Regions from separate parts of the Mus musculus genome. Here region 1 is linked to region 2. A link is a loop called in an ENCODE intact Hi-C map of the cell type or tissue named here. Cell type or tissue: heart. All regions are shown on one strand. Links, peaks and the distances in the headings refer to the core of each region. The heading gives the core; the rest is flanking DNA.

Region 1 (8,000 bases), core at 1-8,000, 320 kb after region 2:
GAGACAACCAAGGACCTGGGCAGAGCCCTGGGCACCATGGTGTATGTCTTCAACTGCTCAGAGCAGATGGACTACAAGGTATGTGGCCAGGGCTGCGGGTCCCCACCCAAGAGCATGTACACCCAGAGTACCCACTAGCACTTGTGGAGGTAGAGGTCCCGGCAGTTCCATGACTGTCCCCTATGAATAGAGACACACACACAGGTAGGAGTACCTGATTGGCGTTCAGTGTGGGGTTAGGGTGAAAGTAGTGGCCACCGGGTGAACTCTGAAGGGGACAAGGACAGGTCCATCAGCTGCAGGGTCATGTCTTCTCAGAGGACTAAACAGGAGGGGAGGGACTCTGACAGTAACAGTCCCAGCATAAAAGGGAGGAGTTGGGGCGCCCTCCCGTTGGACGAGCCCCACAGCCTAGTGGTCCCATCCTGAGACTGAGGACAGTGGCCAAGACCCCTGCTGACTGAAGGTCATACCAGCGTGTCCCCCTCAGGGGCCCTAGAAAAGTGAAGTCTATTGATCCTAGAAGGACTTCTGTGTGAACTCCATGGGTGTGTTGCTGACCCTGCAGGGGACAAAATGGCATAGTCACACGAAAAGATCTTCCTGGAGCCCCAGCCCACCTCAGAGGATCCCTTCCTCCATGTGCATAAAATGAGAAGACAGGGGTAGGGATTGGGGGATTTCTTAACTTGATGTTCGCTTAGAAAAAACGCTGGGACCCTGCGGGTCAGGTGTACAAGGGCGCTGTCTCCAGACACCTGCTTCCTGCAGGCCTCTGGGGGCCACTCCCTCTCTCTGATCTGACTTTCCCTTTGTAGTCCTGTGGAAACATCTACAAGGGCCTGGCACAGACGGGAGCCTGGGGTTGCTTTGATGAGTTTAACCGGATCTCGGTGGAGGTCTTGTCTGTGATTGCTGTACAGGTAGGGCCCTTCTGCTTAGTCTCTGGGTCAGTGGGGGACCCGGAGTTGTGCCCAGTTTTCCTGGCATCTCAGTCACCAGAGACCCTCCTGTCTGACCACCCCAACAGCCAAGCACTGGGCAGGGAGGTGACACAGTGAGGCCTCAGATGCCCTGCCCTGGCTCCCAGGGGCCCTTACACACAGAGGGGACAGTAAGGGTCCCATACAGGGAGGTATAACTGATTCGGCCTGGGGATGCTAACGTAGAGAGCTACTTTGGGTGTGGTAGCTCATGCCTATAACTCCTGCCACTTTGTGATATGAACCCAGGAGGATTGCCACAAGTTCAAGGCCAGCCTGGTCTATAGAACAACCTCTAGGTTAGTCAGGACTATAGATTAAGACTTTGTTTTGTAAGACAGAGAAGGGGAGAGAGAGAATATTTGATAACCCTTAGTTGGCTTTGAGATTGTACTGTTTGGCAGCAAACTAGACCAAAATGGTACAGAATGTCCAACGACCCTCCCTCTGCCTGCCACCCACACACACACACACCCACACCCACACCCACACACCCACACCCCCACACCCCCACACCCACACCCACCCCCACCCACCCCCCAGCAGGCTGTATTTATAGTCTCAAGGAAAGGAAGTGCAGAATACAGACAGCTGGATTGATCACAGCTGCTCTGCCTTATCTGAACATGGTTTGAACAGTTGGCTGCCTGCAACCGGCTGGAACTCAGCTGTGGGCTTCAAGAACTAAGTTACAATATCTCCATGCATCGGTTGGCGTTCACTAGATAATCCATGTAGGGAGAAACCCTTCCCCAAGCTGGAGCTCTGTGCAGAGGTGGCCTCAGGCCAGTCAGGTGAACTTGACAGAAGAGAATGAAGCACTCTGGGCTTTGAAGAACACGGCAGTATCTCAGTATAAACTAACCAGCCAGAGCGGATGGGGAAGGAGTGGTTGTGTGTCCAGGGAATTCCCTAACCCGGCACAGAACAGCAATGGGGAATCCAAGGCAAAGGGGGTACAGGGTGGGGGCCATGTCAACACCCCAAGCTTTTAAACTCACCCGCAGGGCTCTGTGTTTCAAACAGGAGCCCCAGCAGTCCTGGTGCCCGACAGACTGGATAGACAACGGGCTCTGAGGTCCTCCAAGGCTGGCCTCCAATCTCAGATCAGCTTGAGACCCCACCTGCAGAGCCCTAGGCCAAGGCCCGACTTTGGAGGTCCTCACGAACCAGGCCTAGCCGCTTGCCCCAAACCCAGACAGTAAAAAAAAGGAATGATGGATAATGGGGAAAGGAAGATGGTACGGGTCAGGGGAGTGTTAGCAAGAGTTCCAAGGCTACACAGGAAGGGTGCTGGGTACACACACCTAAGCACTAGTGCGCAGTGATGTTCCTAGCATAGAAGTGACCACCAAAGAGAGTCTAAGAAAGGTTGAGGTGACCAGTTCTCAATCTGCTGTCCCTTACCGACCTGTTCACCCAGAGCTAAGTCAGTACATTGTAGCGGAAGCAACATTGTAGCAGAAACAGCTGCTACTCTTGCTAGAATTTCAGTAGGAAAAACCAGTAGGGGTGGGGGTGAGGGCAGGGCTCCTGAACACCCAGGTGGTGAGGAGATACAGGGGTGAGAGGACCCACAGGCTGGGGAAACCTCACCTCTAGAGCTCTCATCAGCCCCCCTCCCACTCCCCAATCTGAGAAGGGCCAACTGAGTTTGCCAAGGTGATAGCCACGCCTCCACCCTATCCTCCCAGGGTCAGTCACACACCTCTGACTCTCTGACTCAGTATTCACTCCCAAGTCATGGGACGAACCCTAGGATGTTCCACGGCACCTGTTTGATGATCTGAATATTTGTGGACACAAAAGAACAGGGACCAAAATGCTAGGAAGGTCCTAGCAGCAGGAGATGCTCCCAAATTCTTGCCCTCTAGTCCTGCCCAGGTGTGAGCCCTGTGGGCTAGAGACTGGGCGGAAAACCCAGCATCACCCAGAGTCACCTACCAAGTCCAGGCGAGCAAGATTTGGGCTAGGGGGAAAAAAAAAATCCCATGGCTGAGAGATTTCAGTCACGAGCCTGGAGCGCCCCCCAGTGGTGATCTTACAGTTTGCCGCTACCTTCCTTTGGTTCCTCTAAAATCCCAAGCAGAGACCAGATTTCTCCGTCCTGGTAAGCAGGAGATGGCCCCAGAGACTCTTGGATGCAGAGTGGCTACTAATAGGACTCTTATGGGTTCTTGTCAGAGAGTTGACAGAATTTAGCCAGGGTCACGGCCAGAGGACACTCCTGAGACAAAAGCCCAGCTGAGGTCGGCTGTATAACACCACGAACAACAAGATCACAGCGGTGGAGGGCAGAAGTCAAGGGCAATGACAGAGTGAAGGCCACTGCTAATTCACAGCCACCACACTCTGTAACTGGCGCGGGGGCTTGGGGGTGGGCCGACAACCCAGCCAATAAAATGCTTACCACACAAACCCACCGGCCTGAGCTCAGCTCCTAAAACCCAAATAAAAAGCCAGATGTGGGCACTGGAGAGATGGCTTTGGGGTTAAGGGCACCAGTTTCTTTCTGAGGACCTGAGTTTGCTTCCTGACACCCATGCCAGGTGGCTCCCAGCTCCAGGGGATTCCGCAGCCTCTGTGGCCTCATCAGGCAGCCAAACACACGGGCATACAGACACAAGCACACACATAAATCTTTTCCTTAAGGGGGGGGGAGCCAGATGCTGCCAGGTCTTTAATCCCAGAACTCAGAAGGCAGGGGCAGATGAGTCTCTGTGAACTCAAGACCAGCCAGGACTACATAGTGAGGGCCTGTTTCAAAACACAAAGCCAGATGCCAGATGTGTAATTCCAGCACCGTGGAGGGGGAGACAGAAGGATCCCTGGGGCGCTCTGACCAGCCAGTCAGTTGGTGAGTTCCGAATTCAACGAGAGACCCTGTCTCAAAAAAGTGTAGAGCAATAGAGGAAGACACTGTTGCTGTCTGGATTTCGCATATGTTCATACCCACACATATGTGCACACATTTGCACACACAAATGGTTACATTTTAATGTGTGTGTGTGTACCAACTGTCTAGGTAAAGTGTGTCCAAGATGCAATTCGGGCCAAGAAAAAGAAGTTTAACTTCCTGGGAGAGATAATAAGCCTTGTCCCCACCGTGGGCATCTTTATCACCATGAATCCTGGCTACGCAGGGCGCACGGAGCTGCCGGAGAACTTGAAGGCCCTATTCAGGTGACAGAGGAGGGATCCGGCAGTGTCCCAGGCTGAGGAGTTAGTGGAGGAGGTGGAAGACCCCAAGGCTAGCAGCTCCCAAGATGGAGTAGGGGTAACAGGACAGCAGGCAGGTCCTGGGGCTCCCCAAGTGGGGGAGGGGGGCGCGGTCCACAGCCGAGACACTGGCTATTCTGCTTAAGGAGTCTCAGAGGAGTCGGAGCAGGCGTGGGGCCTGGAGCTTCCTGAGCTGGGTGTGTGGATGGATGGGGGAGGCTGGAACCCGGCTTCATGTACCCTGAAGGTTGACTGGCAGGGACACGTGGCCCAGGGGAAGAGGGGCGGCTGGCTGATGAGGAGCCAGGGAGGTGAAAGCGGGAGAGACAGCTGCTCGGTCACCTCTCAGGCCCTGTGCCATGGTGGTCCCTGACTTCGAGTTGATTTGTGAGATCATGCTTGTGGCCGAGGGCTTCCTGGATGCTCGCCTCCTGGCCCGGAAGTTCATCACCCTCTACACCCTGTGCAAAGAGCTGCTCTCTAAGCAGGTGTGGTGTGTTCTCCCAGCCCCTAGGGCTCTTGGTCCAACCTCGGCTGGGGGCGGGGGGGGGGCGGGGGGTGGTGATCCATACTTATGTCTCTGCCCCTCCCTAGCCCCGAGATGAACTCTGAGCCTGACAGTGCCAGATGACCACAGTCAGACGACAAGTTCACATCCGAGTTCCCACTCCCCGCAGGACCATTATGACTGGGGCCTTCGGGCCATCAAGTCTGTGCTGGTGGTAGCCGGCTCCTTGAAGAGGGGAGACCCCACCCGGGCAGAGGACCAGGTGCTCATGAGGGCCCTGAGAGACTTCAACATCCCCAAGATCGTGACTGATGACCTGCCCGTGTTCATGGGGCTGATCGGCGACCTCTTCCCAGCTCTGGACGTGCCCCGGAAGCGAGACCTGAATTTTGAGAAGGTAATTCTCTCCCCTCCCCGACGTACACCTCCGTATCCATCCTGAGAAACTTGCCCTTGAGTGCTGCAAGAATCGGGGGCAGGGGGGAAGAAAGTTGCTTCCTGCTCCCCAGCCAGCCCCAGGCTTCAGAACTGATGGCCACAGAGATCTGGAGTCGGGGTTCCAGGGCCGTGTGAGTTCTGGGTGAGATTAGGGGCACAGCTTGGCAGCTCAGCCACAGAAAAGGTTGCCTTCCCGTGCCCTCTTAACCCTGCCACTACTGTGTCTCCCAGATCATCAAACAGAGCATCGTGGAGCTCAAGCTTCAGGCAGAAGACAGCTTTGTGCTGAAAGTCGTCCAGCTGGAAGAGCTGCTTCAAGTCCGACACTCGGTCTTCGTCATTGGGAACGCGGGCAGCGGCAAATCGCAGGCACGTCACCAGCACTAGTCGGTAACACACACACACACACACACACACACACACACGCACGCACGCACGCACACATCACCTGCCTCCCGGAGGCCTGCCACTCACACACTCCTGTTCCCCAGCAAGGCCTGGAGCCATGGTGAACACCTGGGGGTAGCAGCCAACATCACCAGTGCTAGCAATAGGAAGCCAGCCAAGTGTCTGTCTGAACGCCCTCAGGCAGGATCCTTACCCTCTTATGAAACCCATTCCCTAAAACACAAGAACTAGGGGATAGAGAAACTGGGTGTGGTGGTGCACACCTTAATTCTGGCGCTCAGGAGGCAGAAGCAGGTGGATCTCTGTGATCTGTGAGTTCAAGGCCAGCCTGACCTACATAGAAAGTTCTAAGTCAGCTGGGCTGCAGGACAGTGTCTAAGAAAATGGCAAGTCACAAGGGAAACTGTGCATGGCGTCTTAAAAAGAAATTTGTGCACACATGTACACACACACACACACACAAAATATCCTCAGGTGTCCTTAAAATCAGTCTCTCTGAGTGAAAACCGTCCAGAGCTGCACAGAGGGCTGCCCCGTGCAGACCGTCCCCATACAGGACATTGAGCCAGTGGATGCTCCTCACCCGCAGGTCCTCAAATCCCTCAACAAGACCTACCAGAACCTGAAGAGGAAGCCCGTGGCGGTGGACCTGGACCCGAAGGCTGTCACCTGTGATGAGCTGTTTGGCATTATCAACCCGGCGACCAGGGAGTGGAAAGATGGTTGGTGCGGTGCGGTGGGGTGTGGAGCGTTACCTGCAGTGGGGCTCTGAGACCCCGCCACGTCCCTGAGCAGGCTCCCTGAGACCTGTGCGGGTTCTGGTCTGGTCCTGATCACTGCAAAAGGGCTGATGGAGCCCTTGCTGGTGCACTCAGAGCGCAGAACACCTGTACCACCAGGCAGGAAGAGGGAGCTGAGGCTGACCCAGAAGCCCAAGTAGAGGCCCCTCTCACCTCAAGAAGGGACCCCGAAGCTGAGCCCTGCTACACTGACAGCCTCCTGTAGAGCACTCCACAGGGAGTGAAGGGCGGGCCCCTGTCCACCGGTTCGGGGATAGAGGCTTCTTCTGGTTGAGGCTCCATTGGGTTTGCCTCATGAGAAAACTGAGAACTGGGCCAGGGAAAGAGGGGGCTGGGGTGTCGACCATGTAAGCACCTCCTGACTGGAAGCAAAGAGCAGGCCCCGCTCCCCTGCTCCCTGAGGGAGGTGGCACCCCGGCCCCTCTTTCTTTCTCTTTGTGCTTTTCCCACCCACCTCCTGTATACACATTTCTACACGGGTATCGCATCGTGTCTCTCCCCTCGTGGGAGGACAAGCTCCGAGAGGGTGATGGGGCTTTGGTCAAAGCTTTCCCCCCTCCCACTTTTCCGTGCTCGGTACAGGGAGAAAGCGTGGGGTGTGTGCGTGTGAGCGAGTGAGCGGGGTGTCAAGCATGGCCCTGTGACCCTCCACAGGAGGCTGCTGAACCTTGAAGAGCCTCTGAAGGGGCGGGGCGTTCAGTGGTGGGAAAGGGGTGGGGCTGAGGGGTCAGGAGGAGGCAAGAGCAGAGGCTAGCACAGGTACTGAGGAAGGGCAAGAAGCCCCCCACCCCCCCGATGTCCCTTTAAGGGCGGGACTTGCTACCTCTGAGAAACTGAGTGGGCCTAAGGTCAGGCCCACCTAGGCATGACAGAGTGACGGCCACAGAGTGCCTGGCCTGTTATGTAGACCCCTCAGATGGGGCCGTGAGTGTCACCAGCCTGTCTCCCTCCAGGCCTGTTCTCAACCATCATGCGGGACCTGGCCAACCTCACGCACGAGGGTCCCAAGTGGATTGTCCTGGACGGGGACATAGATCCCATGTGGATTGAGTCCCTTAACACAGTCATGGACGACAACAAGGTACAAAACCCCTGGATTCACAGCCAAGCCCCGCCACCACCACAGTATGAGAGAGCTTTACAGGTCATGGGCAGTGCACACACACAGTGGGGGGTGCAGAGTGGGCAAGGTGGCCGGGAGTCTGTCAAGAGCCCCACACAGAAAGTCAGGGACCGCAGACAGCACCTGCCACAATAGACGCTCTCCCGAACCTGCCTGGGCTTCTGCTTCTGCGTGGGCAAGAGTAAAGCTCGAGGTTCAGTCTCCAGCTCACCCACGGTCATGCTGGTGAAACACTTCCATACAACAACTGAGCAGGGCGCTGGGCTGAGGGGAGGCCTGTCCTGCCTGTGAGTGCTGCTGTCCCAGAGGACTGACTTCAAAGCTGCCACCCGAGAGTAGAGGCAACATTCGGGAAGTACAGGGCCTGGGTCAGTGTCCCTCGTGAGGACTGGAACTCACGGGGAGGCCCTGGGCTGGGTGGATAGTGAAGGCTGACAGCATAGAAATGACACTTGACAAGGCACAAATGGCCTCCTAGAAGCAGCTTAAGAAGATGACTCTTCCCAGCACTGGGGAGGGCG
Region 2 (16,714 bases), core at 4,592-12,591:
TGGCTGTGCACGGGTCTGTGCCCCCTAAGGCCCTGCCATCAGAGGCTGCTGGGAAGCCTGGGCATCTGCCTACTTCTTCCCCAGCAGTCGGTGCTGGCCATGGGCTCTGCTGTACCGTGTGGTAAGGAAGCAAGCTTCAAATAGAACAGAGTAGACATCTGAGGCCTGTCCACGCTGGTGTGGATGGAGTAGGGAGCCCTTTCTGCAGGAGTGAGGCGTGGTGGCAAGAGAGTAGCACTGGGCACTGCCCTTCCTTGATCCTGGAGGGGAGGAGCCAGCCGCCTTGAACCTGTTTGAGCCTCCACCTGTCACACAGGCCACTCGTGAAGGAAGCAGAGAGACAGGTCATCTTGGCTGTAGTTCCACAGGGTGCTGTACAGACCCAAGGGTGCCCATGGAGGTAGGTGCCCTCTGCCCATGCTCTTCCTAACAGTTAGGCCGGCAGCTCTGGCAGAGAAAAACACTTCCTCTGTGTTGCTTATTCCTCTGGTCATCTAGAAATGTCCTTTGGTGAGGACAGATGGATTAGTGTGTCTCATGAGAAAGTGAGGTATGGCCTTGATGTTTTATGCCTGAGGGTAGTTAGCTTTTCAACACCCACTGTGTAAGAGGGGCGGGGAAGAAAGGGGACCTGGTGCCATGTAACACTGGAGCAAGGTTGGCTCAGGAACAAAGCGGCTGCAGGGTGCCTCTGAGCTTGGGCGTGGGGGAGAGCCTGTCTGCGGGCTCGGGACCAGCACCCTTAGCCGGCTTGGAAGGACCCTGACCCAGCTCAGACCAGGTGGGCCTACTTCTGTCACAACCATGCAGACTCCTGAATGACCTCAGGGTCCTTCTATGGGGCTGTTGTCCATTTGCCCCTCGCTACCACAAGGCTCCTGTCTTGTGGCCTTGGCAACATCTACAGCCACAAGACATAGTAAGTCTTAGCCACAAAGCAGCCAGGGTCTGAGGACATCAGCGGAAAGGCAGCTGACTTGGTGCTCTTTTCCTAGCAAAGAAAAGAGGAAGGCCAGGGATAGGGTATAGAAAATGGCATATACTGTAGCCTGAGGTGGCCCACATCCTCATGCACAGGTCTAGAGAGTCACAGACTCAGAATTCTTGGTTCCATTGTCTTGCCACAGGGCCAAAGTTAGGATGTCCCAGAGCTGTTCCTAAAGGCTCTGGGGAGAACTCAGTCTTTGTCCTCCCAGCTACGCGGCTTTCCTTGGCTTGGGGTCATATCAACACTCAGCCTCTGCTTGTGTGGTCATTCACCTTCTCTTTCACTTGCTCCTCCCAGCCTTTTGTAGAAAACACATGTGAGAGCTCAGCACTCAGGAGGCTGAAGCAGGAGGATTGTCTTGAGTTCAAGACTAGACTGTCTTGAGAATGAAAACAGACACCGTCCATTGCACTGGTTAGCCGTCCATTGCACTGGTTAGCCTCTTCTCTGAGGCCTTCAATTGCTCCTTCAAAGTCTGCGCTGGCCTGGAAGACTCCTGGACAGGGGACAGTAGCAGCCTCCCCCAGGAGGGAAGACTTACTGGGTGAGGACACATGGCCAGAGGGAGACTGCACAGTGAAGCAATAGTTGTCATGCACTTTCAGGAGGTTCCAGATGGCTCTGTGTGGTCAGAGGACATGTGCATCCAGGTGGAGGGAGCACACGTGCCGGGGTCTGGGCACATGGACTCTGCACTGCAGAGCTGTTCTCGTCTGAAGTCATGGTTTGTGGGAGGCTGGGCTGAAAAACAAAGTGAGGTGCTCTGCAGGCTGTGACTGGTAAGGAGAGCTTGTAGGTGAGAAGGGCAGACAGGCAGACCCCTCCTCCGCATCTGGCTTTATTGTCAGCAGGTCTGGGAAGGATGCTGAGTGAGACCCTTGTAAGGGAAGTCATTGTGTGACAGCTCGTGACTGCTAAGTGGCAGAACCACAGCTTGGACTCTAGAGGTCTGAAGTCCAAGTGAGACAGAAACATGGCTGGGGGAATGGGACCAAGCTGAACTGATGCCTAGGTAAGGGGAAAGAAGAGTGCAGATGCCCCTAGGTTGGTCCTCGGGGCTGGGCAGCCCTTAGTGTAGAGAGTTCTGCCAAGAAGCTGATTTGATACCAATTGGCCTGCCTAGGGGAGGTGCCTAGGCTACAGAGATACCTAGAATAAAGAACGTGGGACTTGCTAGCCCCTGGGCCAGCAGAGACATCTCCCTGTCTCTAGGACAGTGTTTGGAGAGGCACAGATAGCCCAGGTATGCAGACCTGGGCATAGGGCTGTAAGAAGGAGGAGGAAAGGGCGGGAATGTGATATTCTTGAGGTGGTCGGCAGGGCGCTGGAGCGGGGCAGGAGACTGCTCCTGCATGGACTCCCAGATCTTCTGTTCACAAAACAAGCTGAGTGCTCAGTGTCCCTGAGAGGGCAGTCCAGGAGCACACATGAGCCAGCCAGGTGAACAGGATGCCTGCAAACCAAGGGAGGGGCTGGGACACCAGTGTCAGCCCATTGGGGTAGCCCATAGAGCTCTTCCTGAACAAAGATGTGGGGATATAGGCTGTGGCTCACAGGAATGCAGAGTTATTGATCAGGGACAAGTTTGAGGGTTCTAGAGACTAAGGACAATGGCGTGTCATGGTGTTTACCACTCTACACAACAGTCATGTGTTTTGGGCCTGTGGCTCATGTTGGGCAGCTGAGTGGCTAGTTCCTCAGGGCCTTGATCTAGAGCTGTGCCCTTTCAGATGACTAAAGGAACCTCACCATGGTGTTGATCAGTCAGCCCCTCAGCTGGTGCATGCTGATTGTCTCTTGGCTCCTAGCTCTGAGCTGCGTGCCAGAGCTGGAGCAGGAAGCCCTGACTTGGTGAGGCTCCCAACAGAAGGAGAGCAGATGGGGGAGTCTCCCAGGACTCCTTGGGTGTGAGTGAAGCAGCCATGCAGAGAGGGGCAGGTGTCTGGGCCAGTGGAATGGTGTGAGGCTTGCTCTGGAAGTGAAGACTAAGAGGGAGGACCATTGAGCCGTGGATGGTTACATAGCAAGTAGTGCAGGCTGGGGTGGCGGCAAAGGGCTCTCGGAAGAATAGCTGTAGAGGAACTGGGGACTGCTGGCATGTTTGGGTGAGCGGCGCTCCTGCAGATGAGGGACCACTACAGGAAGGAAAGGATTGAGGCCACTTCTTGGCACTGTGTGACAGTTTGAAGTATAACATTTACACCCAAACTGTGACTTTTGTTCCTGGTTTCCATGGGGATTCTGACTTGCTGGCAATGTTTGTGGTAGCCTCAGCTATTCCTGAGGAGGATTGGGATAGTCACCTTGAGGTTGGAGAACTCAGACTTATATTTTGAAATAGTGTCTAAGGTGCAAGTTGGAATTGGAGCGTGGCAGTATTTGACTCTTGGCAGGGCTCAGCACCATGTCCGGGATGAGGATACAGCACTACAATCCTGGGTCCAGCCTCTGATGCCATAGCCATAGAGAGGAGTGTGTGAGGCAGAGCCTCCTCCCAAGGAGGTCCCACCAGCATGGGCTGGGGACACTTTGGGGTGACCAGTTCTGCAGCCATTGCTAAAAAATGGCTACCTTGCCAACTGGTCTTAGCACAGGAGCCCCAAAGTGCTCAGAGCCTTCTCCTCCTGCCTCTGCTGTGAGCAGCAGGCTCTGCACCCACTGTTCTCCTTGGACCTGACCCTGGGCACTAAAACCTGAGCGCGGCCAGGACCGGTGACCTACGGCATGGGCACAGAGCACCTCTGTAGCTCCCAGACACCCGAACCTTGTAGTTGGAGTTCATGGGCACCCCACAATCTAAAGCTACTGGAACCCCAAGCCCTTTCCAGGTGCTGCCTGGCAGCATGTACCCATCAAGTCCCCTGAGGTGCTGTTCTCGGATCTGTTGAGGCAGTGACAGTGGCTGTGGCTGGTATGCTTGCAACCCATAAGGGAAATGCCGTGCTGCATCCAGATAAAGGATGGAGGGGCTGAGAGCAGCCCTGGCCACGCTGGAGCTAGACACCTTCACTACAGCCAGCACTGGCTTGGAGGCTTTGTGGCACTGGGCTTTTGAGGTATGGTAGGAGAGGCAGGGCATGCAGTGAGGGTTGTGGAGGTAGAATTCCCAGCTTCCTCCAGTGCTCTGGACCTGTAGCTGTGCCATAGTGTAGAGCCCAGCTTGGGCCTGGAGCCAAAACCATGCACCAAGTTCGTAAAGTGAGCAACATGCAAGACTCAGTTCCTGTACCTGCTTGTGTTAATAGAAAAGTGCCACGGACTGCATCAAAACCAGCAGCAGTGTATTCGCCCGCACTACCTTGAGTTTGCTTTGTATTGAAACAGTGCAGAGCCTGCCCAGGAAGTAAAGACTCAGTGGCCCCAGGCTGCAGCGTGAGAGGCACTGAGGTGCTGGGGCTGGGCAGCAGTGAGTGCTGGGAGACCTGGGCATGGGGTGGCTGGGGAAGTGAGGTGAGTCTCCCAGCGGGCAGCCACCTCACTAATGCTTCATCTGACTACCTGCTGGGGTCAGGTTCAGCCAGGACTGCACTGCCAGGAGGAGCTGTCTTGCTTGAGAGACCTTGTGTAACCCAGGACTGGAGAAGTAATGTCTTCCACAGCCCACTCACTGCTCTCCTTTTCCTGACTTAGGTCCTGTCCAGAGTGCAGTCTGATGCCCATCCAGCCCTTTGACCAGCGGGAATGGAATGAGCCTATGCACTCCCTCCGGATCAGTGTAGGGGGCCTTCCTGTGCTGGCATCCATGACCAAGGCCACGGACCCTCGCTTCCGCCCCCGCTGGCGGGTGATCCTCACGTCCTTTGTGGGTGCTGCCCTCCTCTGGCTGCTGTACTCCCACCATCAGGGCCCAGTGCCAGGCAGGCCCCCCACCCACAATGCGCACAATTGGAGGCTCAGCCAGCAGCGCATCTCTCATTACAACGACACCTACCCCCTCTCCCCCCCACAGAGGACTCCAGGTGGGATTCGGTACCGAATCGCAGTCATTGCTGACTTGGACACGGGGTCCAGGGCCCAGGAAGAAAACACTTGGTTTAGCTACCTTAAGAAAGGCTACCTGACCCTGTCGGACAGCGGGGACAGGGTCAGCGTGGAGTGGGATAAAGACCACGGGGTCCTAGAGTCCCACCTGGCAGAAAAGGGGCGGGGCATGGAGCTCTCAGACCTGATTGTCTTCAATGGGAAACTCTACTCCGTGGATGACCGCACAGGGGTCATCTACCAGATCGAAGGCACCAAAGCAGTGCCCTGGGTGATCCTTTCTGATGGCGATGGAACTGTGGAGAAGGGTAAGTGAGCCCCTGCCGTGGGCCGAGCTCTTCTCAGCTGCCACTTTGGCGTCTGGCAAAAGTGGCCTAAGGGAACAAGGGTTTCCTTTGGCACAGTCTGCGGGTGTGGCCCATCATGGTCGGTGGGGAGTCACAGCAGCAGGTGTGGGAGGCGTCCACAGGAAGAGAGATGAGCCCATGCCGTGGGGCCACCTATGTCAGGGCGGGCCTTCCTGCCCTTGTTAACACAATACAGAAACTCCCTCACCTGCATGCCTAGAAGTTTGTTTCCATGGCGATAATGAATCCCATCAAAGTGAAAGTGACACTCAAGATCTAGCTCAGACAGTGACCCAAGTGCCTGTCAAAGACCCTGCATACCCAGGTGACCCTTGATTCAGCTCGGCCCACAGCAGAGCCTTAGGGGGCTTACATGAAGCTGTTTCTAGAACTCTGAGCTGAGCACTGGGAACCTGCTGCTGAATGGGAAGCCCTTTTCAGAATGAGCCAAGGCTATGTCCATTGCCACCCTCACCCCTTCTGGGACCCTGGTCCTTGTCATGTCTTCAGAGGTGTCTTAGGATCACACAGTATGATCCCCAGCAGGTGGCTCACCTTCAGGGCTGGATACCCAGTGATTTACTGCCGTCCCAGGCTCTAATCTCAGTTTATTGGGACCACAGGTCAACTGCTGCTACTCAGCCTTGCTCTGAGCCCACCCAGTACAAGGGTCTGTATGCTGAGCAGCAATGACTCCTGGGAACAGAATCTGATATTAGCTTCATGTGTAGCAGGTAGGACTCAGGATGGGGGGACAGAGCTATCTGAGCCTTTGGCAGCTCTAATCTGTGCCTCACAGCAAGCTGAAGACCACTACAGACTTCCTGCAGTGGAAGGAGGGCCACAGCAATCACCCCCTGTACTGTCTGCCCAGCCCTGCCTGGGTGATAAAAGTCTTTTGTGTTTGTCCAAGGTTGGGCTCTGGGGAGTGGCAGTCTCCACTTAGGTACAGCGGTTCTGTTGCTCACCCATTTCCTGCCCGCAACCATAACCGGCAGCATTGTAAACTTCTGTTGTGTGGGGCAGTTCTTCCCCTTGAGTAGGAAGAATGCAAGTAATCGGATGCTAAGGATGCTAAGGCTGAGCTGTGGCTGTTTATCCAGAAAGGTCAAAAGACTAGCCGATGGGGCAGCTGCTCATGGAGGCAGCTCAGGGGACTTGAGAGGTCTCTGGGGCTACCAGGAACCAAACCAGGCCCTTAGAGCCACTCTAGGGTGTCAGAAGCTGCCATCCTCCTGCAGCCAGAGCTTCCTAGGGGCTAAGGAGCTTGCAGGGACGTTGGAGATAGCATGTTTGGAAATGTTAGGAAGGAGAATGTATTGAAACTATGTAGGCTTCATTGCCAGCCTGTATCAGGAGGCTTGTATAAGGTCAATTAGTTGAAGGCAGCTTTGGAGTAGATGCTCTGACGTAAAGACAAGGGTGGAAATGATCACTGCCTTGTCCTGAAGACCCTGTCATTCTTCTTCCTCACATGATGATAGTCTAAAACCCTGGCCAGTGAGAGGCAGGAAATGGGTAGCCCTGTGGTTAGGTGTAAGCTGTGGCCCTTGGTGGCAGACAATGGCTGCACACAGCCTGCTTGACCACCTGTAGCACACGCAGCTCCTGGGGCTGCTGGCGTCACAAGAAGTGGGATGGGGCTGCCAGTCCTCGGAAGCTGAAGGCTGGCTGGAGAAGTAGCACGGGAGGTCTGGGAACCGTCTAGTGTGGCTCTACAGTGGTCACACGTGACAGGGCTCTTGGAAGAGAAGGGGTAAGGAAAAGGAGGACATGGACTCCAGGACCCAGCACAGGGCTTCCTGTCTCAGCCTCCAGTGAAGCTCAAGGGTGGTAACTTCTGAACACAGCTGACAGCAACACAGGCAGGAGATTGGCAGGGTGTGGGAAGTAGGCCCAGGGTCTCAGACTTGCCTCCTGTTGCCCCAGGTTTCAAAGCTGAATGGCTTGCTGTGAAGGACGAACACCTGTATGTGGGCGGCCTGGGCAAGGAGTGGACCACCACGACAGGGGAGGTGATGAACGAGAACCCTGAGTGGGTGAAGGTGGTAGGCCACAGGGGCAGTGTGGACCACGAGAACTGGGTGTCCAGCTACAACGCCCTGAGAGCAGCCGCCGGGATCCGACCACCAGGTAAGACGATTCTCTCTACGTGCCCCAGTATCATGCTCTCACAGCTTGCTCAGCTTTGCTGAAGATGCTGATTCACCGTATCCAGTGAGCCATTTGTCTCTGTCCCTTGCTAGCCCTAACAGGTGACCCCTCATCCACAAAAAGCCTGCCTAGCTTGGGGCCCTCATAAACACAAGATAAGTAGGCCTGAGCTGCCATCCCCTGGGCTCTGAGGAGTGTGACCTTTGAATGAAGCTGAGGTGTGAGACAAAGGGCAGCAGGGAGCCAGACCCAGAGAGCTCTCCCATGCTGCAATGGTGAGCTGGTGCTTCCCTCGGCCTCAAACACTGCTGGTGAAGGCTGCGGGCCCTGCAGGGACATAGGGCAGCCAGTGAGGGATGCTCTGCAGACTCAGTGTAGCTTTCTGGCTGGGCTGTAGTGGCTGCATGGTTGTCCCAGGTCGTGGAGAGTAGGTGCAGAGCTTGAGGTTAGAGGGAAGATGGAGTGAAGCCCCCAAAGTGTAGCCTCGGGTGGCAAGGCCCTTGAGAGGAAGGCTGTGCCGGTCAGCAGGGCGTGTGCTGACTGCGGGTCTGTACTGCTACCTCAGGCTACCTCATTCACGAGTCCGCCTGCTGGAGCGACACACTGCAGCGCTGGTTCTTCCTGCCTCGTCGGGCTAGCCACGAACGCTACAGCGAGAAGGACGATGAACGCAAGGGCAGCAACCTCCTGCTGAGCGCAGCCCAGGACTTCAGGGACATCTCTGTGAGGCAAGTGGGGACTCTGATCCCCACCCACGGCTTCTCATCCTTCAAATTCATCCCCAACACGGATGACCAGATCATCGTGGCTCTCAAGTCGGAAGAGGACAATGGCAGAATCGCCACCTATGTCATGGCCTTCACGCTGGACGGCCGCTTCCTGCTTCCAGAGACCAAGATCGGCACTGTGAAGTACGAAGGAATAGAGTTCATCTAGATGAGTAAGCTCGCACGCCCAGAGGGGCGAGGGCCAGCGGCTGTGTTACACCAGGACTCATAAAAACCGGGAGCGCCTCCACTCGTTTGCTTTTTTTCTTTTTTTAACTAAGAGCTGTGTTCCTGGCTAGAGAATTTCATTATAGGGAGCTGAGCCCCGGCCCATATGGGTGTACTGCTCGGAGACTGGGAGCAAGGGGTCCTATACAAGGAACCCCAGGTGCTCCGCCCACCCGCGCTCACTCTGCACTGCCACTTGGTGGTAGGGATTGATCACTGCTGCAGCTATCTTCTGAGCCTCTGGCCTTCAGAATCCAGCCATGCCTTTCCCTGGTCTCTGGCCTTTCCACCACTTCTCTGTCCAGTATGTGTCTTTGAAGCAGCCCCGTGTTAAACCCTAGCTTAACCCTGGGAGCACACAATAGTCTGAGGTAGGCCTGCCAGCCAGGCACTGGGGGGGGGGGGGGGGGGCCCTCTTTCTCCCATGTGACTCTGGCATTCCATATGCTGCAGACCCCTGGAAAGTGAATGTTTACATGGCAGGGTGAGGGCCACCCCTTGGGAGGCACCTGCCCACACTCTGGAGCCTCTCTAGCACAGGATTGCTTGCGAGCTGTTGATAACTTCATTTCTCCCCTCAGGAGGATTTTTGTGCTGTACAGCCTTTTAAAGTCCAAATTATTAACTTATTTTTACTAGAGCAGTTTCTTTTCCTGAATAACAGAGTCACCAGACTTCATCACACAGTGACAGTGGAGTTCCCACATGCACTTCCAGGAGCGAGGGACTTGTCCCCACACCCACAGTGGCGACGTGAGCTTTTACAGAAAGAGTCTCAGCATCCCTGGCCTCTGCAACTTCCAAGGGCTGCCATGCTTTCACCCCTCAGCAGTGGTTGAGGGAGGGGCTGCACCTGACTGGAGACCTGCCCTCATTGGCTCCTGGTGGGTGTTTAGCAGCCTTCTCTCTAGGGAGGCCTCACTGTTTTCTGCTGTCCTGTTCTGTCCATGTTCAAAAGAGCCAAGGCAGCAGAGTCAGGCTCAGAGGTCATTCTGCAGGCAGCAGCACCTCACCTGCCTCCGGCACCCTTAGAACAGGACACCGGTACTGCTGTAGGCACAGGGCCCTGATGACCGTCACAAACCCCTTCCACAGGAAGCCACTGCCACTGGGGCCTGACTACCCTCAGTACAGCAGGCTGCTGCTGACTTGTGGTGCTGAGGTCTTCGTGTACTGTTGTGCTGGGAGCTCAGCCAAACCTCCTTGATGTGTGTCAACTGTGTTCGGTTGTGTGATTCTGAGCTGAAAGATGAAATGAGAGAGGTTGAGAGAGACCTGGGCCCCTCGCTGAGGAGCCTTCCACATACCTTCCTTTCCCTGAGCAATGATTGTGTCTTTCCATTGTTTTATAAACAATAAAGTGTCAGGGGAATGTGGTTCTCTTGTCTATGTTGGCTGTTGCCAAGGGCTCTGCCCCAGGAAGTCTAAAGAGGTGGGATGCAAGCCTTGGGGTCATGAAATGGCCCCTCACCTCTCCAAATGAGGCCCAGGAAGTGAAGCCCCGTCTAGGCTTCCCAGGCTTGGGTCTGATGGGAAGAGCTGTACGGAGAGACTGGCTCCAGCCCTTCAGGCTCTGTCCTACTCCATTTTCCCACTCTGGCAATTACTAGAGTCAGGACAGAGCCCGAAGTGCTGGATCCTGAACTACAGCAGACACAATAGGCCAGGCTTGGAATCCCAACCTCCACAGGCCACGACAAGGAATAGTGATGAGTAGAGAAAGATTTGTGGCCACATCAGGCAGTGGGACAAGGAAAAGGTCCAGACTGGGCTAACAAGGAGGCTCAGTGTGAACAGTGCCTGCCACACAAGCCTGACAGACAGAGTGATCCTCAGAACCCATGGTGAAGGAGGGAACTGATGACCCAGAAGCTGGTCTCTTAACCTTCACATGATCCCTGTGGCATCTGTGCTCTTAACACGTGCATGCGTGCACACGCATACATACATACATACATACATACATACATACATACATATACCACATGCACGCACATACACACACACACACACACACACACGCGCGTGTGTGTGTGTGTACACATAGAGGTACAGTGACTCCCACGCCCACCTTTGGGGTCTGCCCATCACTGACCCAGCACTGTGCCTGGTCCTGACTCCTGGGTTGGGCAGGTAGCCTGACAAGTCAGACCATGTGGAATCCTTCCAGGAGACGAATGTCTCCTCTGGCTGGCACAAGCTCCCTTCTCAGGTGTGAGAATCCCTGGGAAAATTCCAGTTTGAGACCTTAGTTGTCTGTAGGCAAGGGGAGGAATGCAGGCGTCTCTCTCTGTCTTCCCTGTCCTCCATTTTCTATGTAGAAGATAGGTCATCCCAAAGCCGCTGTTCAGGGTTGCAGTGGGGGATGTCTTCTGTGGCCAGAGAAATGGAGACTGGGCCTGGTTTCCAAGGCTGGGCATAGGAAGCCACAGGTGCAGAGCAGAAGAGATGAGGTGACGGGAGGGGAGCCCCATGCCTTCCAGGGTTAGACACTTACTCGTTCATTTAGGTTTTTTGAGACAAGGTTTCCCTGTGTAGCCCTGGCTGTCTTAGGACTCACTCTGTAGACCAGGCTGGCCTCAAAACCACAGAGATCTGTGTGCTTTTGGTTCCCAAGTACTGTGATTAAAGGCGTGGCTACCACCAAGCTGGACACTTCTTTCCAATGCTGCTATTCTACTGGGGTCTTTGCAGTTAACAACTGCCTTGGCACTGAGGGTCTGTGACTTGCTGAGCACACAGTGGTAGGATGGGACTTGGCGTCTGCTATAGGTCACTGTGGCCCTGACATCTTCAGGACATTACCCTGAAGAGGTCTTGTGACCCTCAGACCCCTGTGGTTAAAGATAAGCGCAGTTTGGGGGGGGGGACCAGGATGGCCAGGCTGTCATGCATGTCCTGTGTGACTGAAGTGGAAGCAGGGTCACCCGCCTTCATCCCCTCAGAAGTCTCAGATGTGTCACATGCATCACCGAGCAGCTCGAGGGATCTGAATGTTCCCTGGGCCTGACCTCTTGGGAAGTCCCCCTGTGTCACAATGTCTGGGCCCATTAACCACCCATCTGTTGGCTTTGGAGTAGACATAGAACAGTGGTTCTCAGTTTCTAATCCTTTGAGGTTACAGATCAGATACTTTTGCATTGTACTTCATAACAGTAGCAGAATTATAGCTAAAAAGTAGCAATGAAATAATTTTATGGTCCAGAGTCACCACCACATGAAGAATTGTATTAAAGGGTCTCAGCATTAAGAATGATAAGAACCATAGACAATGGGCCTGCTGTGTACTACACACCCTGTGATAGCCCTGTCTCTGTGACCTGGCTTCCTGTCCTCCAGTGGAAGCCAGATCCCAGGCCCTGGTTGACAAAGGGGCTGACCCAGGATGGAGGCACCAGAGACTTGCTGTTTCCTGGAGCCACCGGCCAGTCCAGGTACTGACTCTTCTCCCAGCTCTTGTCTCCAGGGGACACCTCCATCCCCCCTTTCACATTCTCAGCCAACGGTGACAGAAGCCACAGTTCAACAAGCTTGGGCATGTCTGCAGAGTCAGTCCTAGCCCTGCCTGTAGCTCTCAGCAAGGGTTTCCTAGGACTGCATGACCCCTTAGCCAATGGAAACTTCATGTCCAAGGGAAGCAGTCCTTGAGTGTCCAACCCTGAGCTCTGGGGCTCCAAGCTTTTTGCTGATCCCAAAGGAACTGTACCCCAGAACTCCCTTGGGCTTTCAAATACCAGTGCCCCTCCTCCCACAGGCTGATGTGGGCATTGGTGTCTTCACAGGTAATTCTCATGGCCAGCCCAGGTTGAGCTGCACTGACTGAGGACTCCCCAAGTAGAAACCAAGACCTGGGTTTCTTGTGGAGAAAGGGGAATAGGTATAAGCCAGGCAGAGCCTGGTCTGAATCCTAGAGAGTCGGTCACTGTGGCCGTTGGGAGATTGCATTACCAAGTCAGGCGTGTATGGGAGCCAGTGTATCTGCTTACCAGCTATTGCCTGGGTTTGGTCTCCAGGGCCTTGGAGCCTTCCTCTCTGTTGTCATACCTAGGACAAAGAACTCAAGGCACAGGATAAAAGGATTTGCCAGACCAGAACTGGTGTAAAAAAAAAAAAAAAAAGTAGACACCAAGGACAGAAACCCAGCCGGTGAATTCCTGAACCATACACCTGAAAAGGAACAGGGTGATTTTATACCAATTCTGAGTCACCTGGCTTTGCCTCCTGGGCCATTTGTGTCAGACCTTTTGAATAGTGTTCAAGAGGACAGTTGGGTGTCTTGAGGTAGGAAACCTTACAGTGCTGGTGCCAGGGGAGCTGCAGGGAGCTGCTGGGAATTAGGCCACTGTCTAAACATCATAAGTCTGGGGAAATTTGCCTTTGTAATTTTAGTGTATCTTACATGTTTGGAACTTTTGTCTGCATGCATGTATGTGTACCACGTGTGTGCCTGGTGACCATGGAAATCAGGAGAGGGCATTATATCCTTTAGAAATGGCATTATGGGTGACTGTGAACAGCCATGTGGGTGTTTCAAATGGAACCTGGGTCCTTTGCAAGAGCAGCACGTGTTCATAACTACTGAGCCATCTCCCTAGGCCTCTTTGAATTATATATATATATTTTTACATTTATTTACTGTGTGTGTCTACATGCATGTACATACATGCCACGGTACACTTGTGTAGATCAAGACAGCGTACAGGAGTCAGTTTTCTCTTACAGTGAGTCCCAGGGGTCAAATTCATAGCATCAGGATTGGTTACTGCAAGTCCCTTTACCCGCTGAAGCAGTTTTGGTGGTGGTAGTTTTGTTGTTGTTGTTGTTGTTTTAGGATTTTGTTTCGGTTTTGTTTCTGTTTTTGTTTTTTTCCTTTGAGGCAGGCTTTCTCTGTGTAGCCCTGACTAACCTAGGACTCACTATGTAAACCAGACTAGTTTCTAACTCACAAAGATCCACCTGCCTCTGCCTTCCAGCTAAAGGTGTGTTCCACCATGCCCAATTAGCCCTACTTTAAAAAAAAAGGTATTGTAGAAACCTTTTAAGATTTAATTTTTAAAATTATATGTGTGCATGCATGAGCACACTTGGGTGTGGGTGCCTACAGAGTCTGAGCCCCTGAAGCCAGTTACAGGCTATTCTGAGCCAACCAACATGGGTGCTGGGAGTTGAACTCAGGCCTCCCATAAGAGCAGGTGGTGCTCTTAACCACCAAGCCACTCTAGCCCCCAGCCCTGCTTTCTGCTTTTAGCCTTTATATCGCTATTCTTGTCTCTCAGGACCACTCTGTGGCCCACATACCTTCGCTCTGCGCATGGTAGGTTTGTGCATAAGCTAAGGGCAGCCAGCATTCCCAGGTCCAGGAAAGGATAGTCCAGCCCACATCCACATTCACAGACACGGTCTGACCCGAGCTGCTGCTCCTAGGCCCTCTTTCTGTATCTTTCCACTCTCCTTCGCCAGGATGCCTGCCTGGCCAGCCTGGAGATGTATTTGCTCCAACCATCCCCCAAGCTGCCCCACAGGGTGCCTGCCTGGCTAGCCTGGACTTATATTTGTTTCATCAGCTCAGTATATCAGCTCAGCACAGGGCGCTTGGGTGCCTGCCCTCTGCCCCACAGAGCAGCAAGCAGAAGGCTATTAGCCTTGCTGACAGCCAACCCCAGAAGCAGCCTCTGTCATGTGTTTTCTGAAAATCGAAACTAGGTGAGGTTTACAAAGCATTTCCTGGGACGAGGCTGAGGAAAGCCACATGGTGGAGCTTTTCTCTGCTGAACAGTCTACAGAAGGCTTCCAGTTGCAGCCAGGAAGGAGGCTCCAGGACTGCCTTCAGCCACTGCCTCGCTGCCTGAGGGACAGTTGAGTCCCTCTCTTGCTCCCAGGTGAGTCTCCACTCTACACAGCATGATTTCTGGCAGGCCAGAGCACAGGAGCCAATACAGTTGGGCAGGATGTCCACTGAATGAACAGCTGAAGGGGTGAGTGGGTTAGAGTTTATCCCCGGCCCCCTCCTGGGTCTGTAGATTCTCTCCCAGGACTAAACCTACCTACTCAGTGGTACTGAATGAGCCAGCATAGGCAGGCTTGTCCCATCTTCCCACACAAAGGAGTAGGGCAGAAACAGCCTCTGTCATCCAGTGGACAGCAACATCCACATACACTGCAATGTTCCCAAGGCCTAGAGCGCCTGACCCAGCATGGACAAACCTACGACCACAGTTTATAGTAAATGCAGGGAGTGGGCACCCAGTGCAGTTTGCCTGGGACTCAGGTTTCCCAGAGCCCAGGCCTTCTTGGGATAAAACTGGGGTAATGCCTTGCCACACGGATGTGGGACTCTCTGGCTCCCTCCACCTCCACCAGGGTCCTTGTGGTAGAAGGAGGCCACCCCTGGGCAGACCCTAACCTGTGCTCACTGGCTGTGTCATCTGGAGTCAGTTGGCTCTCTAGCTTCGGCTCTCATTAGGGATGTGGGAACTTTGTGAGTTGTATATTGTTCTGGGTCTGTGCTTGACTAGATGCAGAAGTCTGGTGGGAACCAGTTGGGGGGTGGGGGTGGGGTGCACAGAACTAAGGGCCAAGTCCCACCCATCAGTGTGTTATAGGACTCAACGGTCAGAGCTTATGCCCAGAAAGCTCCCCTGATAGCCAGACTCAGCCACCCATCCTCCATGGTCCAATTAAAAACATAACAGTGAAAAGCCGAAAAAGGAGATTTATTTAATGTGGCCACACTAAGAGGAATCCAGTGGCCTCCCCCATTAATGGCCCAGAGTCTATTAGGGGATATTAACATGAGGTTTACATAGAGGTATACATAGCTAACTGGCTTGCCTGGGCTGTAAATCCCAGAGTGAGCTGTTATTTCCTGGAGACAGGCTTCCTCTCTGGCTATCACCAGGCAACAGCCTTCTCCTTTCAGCGTGAGACTCCCGGGGAGTTCCAGTTCTGCTGTTGCTTCCGCAGTCGGATAGCCAAAGCCTATCCTAGGATCTCTTCACCCCTGCCAAGATGGCTACAAGTGCCCTGGCCCCCTGAGGGCTTGCTCGTGCTGCTCTGGTGCAGAATGTCTGGGGTGGGGGTTGGTCGGTGGGAGAGGGCTGGGGAGGGGCCAATCCTGGTGCTTCTACTGGACCTGAAATATCTCTACTGCTTGTCTCTGGGCCCCTGGTCGGAGTAACAATTTGTGGCTTCCAGTTCCTGCCCAGGAGACAGAGCTCTGTAGCACCATCCACTACCAGTCCCAAGCTGCCTGCTGGGCCTAGAACGAGTCCAGAGTCCATTGAGGCTGCTGCATTTTGTTCTGTGGGTTGCCCCGCTCCTTGCAGGGCCTGAGGGACAATGCCTGGGTGGGGCACATCCTACATACAGGCAAGAGTCTAAGTATTGAGTCCTGTGTGTCAGCACCGTGGTGGTTGACCCTGACCCACATCCCCAGGTCACATCATGAAGTCCCAGACCCTTCTACACTGCCTCTGTCACTTCCCCTTGAGAGTTCCAACCTCATCTACAATGTCCTCACAGACTGGCAAATCTTGTCCCCTGCACACCCCAAAGGCAGCTAGCTACTACTTACAGATAAGGCCAGCTAAAGATAAAGAGCTCTTGTTTGCTTCCTGGGTTCTCGTTGCCAGGAGCCCTCAAGCCACTTGCCTCATCTGGGGACTCTTGCTGACCTGAAGGTTGTCCTGCAGAGCATGTGAGAGAGGCCTGCATGAGAGCCATCACATAGCCATCTGGGCCTTACACAAGAGTACCACCCACAACACCATCCCATCCTCTACAAATAGGACAGGGAGCCATGGAACTGCCAGTCTCCTTTGGAGAGCTGTTGCCAGTCTAACTTTGTTGTTCTTTCTGCTGCAGGGTTGGGCTTCTAGGCCAGGCAATGGCTCTCCTGTGGCTCCTCTCTGTGTTCTTGCTGGTTCCAGGGACTCAAGGTGAGTCCTGCCCCACGAAAGGTCCCAAACGCCTTGTTCTGTGGGTTGTCCCCCTCTGCCTTGCAGAAAAGCTGCATGGCAACCTGCAAGGAGCCATGTCTCAGGATTCTCTCCCATGTGGCTCCTCTGTCATTCTAAATGGTGGTGGCGTATGGCCCCTGGTGCTCCCCCGCACCCAAGTGAAATGCAGGTATTGAAGAAGAGGCCAAGAAATTTTTTCTCATCTCATCAGTGGGCCAAGGAGGGAGAGCACAGCCCGTGCTGTCCTGGAGTGTGTGTGGGGGGGTGTCTCAGGGCACAGGTTAGGGTGGC

What was found. A loop is a pair of places that touch in the nucleus more often than their neighbours do. Peaks named below come from ENCODE experiments on the same cell type or tissue, not always from the same donor. Only the 100,000 strongest peaks of a DNase experiment are listed, where the experiment ranks them.
Region 1: a loop joins it to region 2, with 2.6 times the contacts of the local background. A loop is called at or near these places in 4 of 42 quality-filtered maps.

The regions. Positions count from the first base shown.
Region 1 is chr11:118,078,991-118,086,990 of GRCm38, reverse strand. It overlaps Dnah17 (dynein, axonemal, heavy chain 17), which reads left to right. Exons shown (of 81, transcript NM_001167746.1): 36 at 1-78; 37 at 819-923; 38 at 4,009-4,166; 39 at 4,552-4,690; 40 at 4,880-5,107; 41 at 5,380-5,517; 42 at 6,146-6,278; 43 at 7,310-7,437. Among named protein-coding and RNA genes, the nearest start is that of Dnah17, 46 kb to the left of the region's middle. In heart, for the core only: a CTCF peak has its summit at 3,021 (motif pointing left); no DNase peak of the experiment used is centred there; H3K27ac peaks cover 1,338 bases; H3K27me3 peaks cover 1,333 bases.
Region 2 is chr11:118,399,416-118,416,129 of GRCm38, reverse strand. It overlaps Cant1 (calcium activated nucleotidase 1), which reads left to right. Exons shown (of 5, transcript NM_001025617.2): 3 at 4,619-5,277; 4 at 7,246-7,449; 5 at 8,036-9,841. The coding sequence starts at 4,641. The coding sequence ends at 8,406. Lgals3bp (lectin, galactoside-binding, soluble, 3 binding protein) reads left to right here and starts at 14,171. Exons shown (of 6, transcript NM_011150.3): 1 at 14,171-14,344; 2 at 16,329-16,402. The coding sequence starts at 16,351. In heart, for the core only: a CTCF peak has its summit at 8,651; DNase peaks (open chromatin) are centred at 7,589, 8,419, 11,429, 11,909 and 2 weaker places; H3K27ac peaks cover 2,223 bases.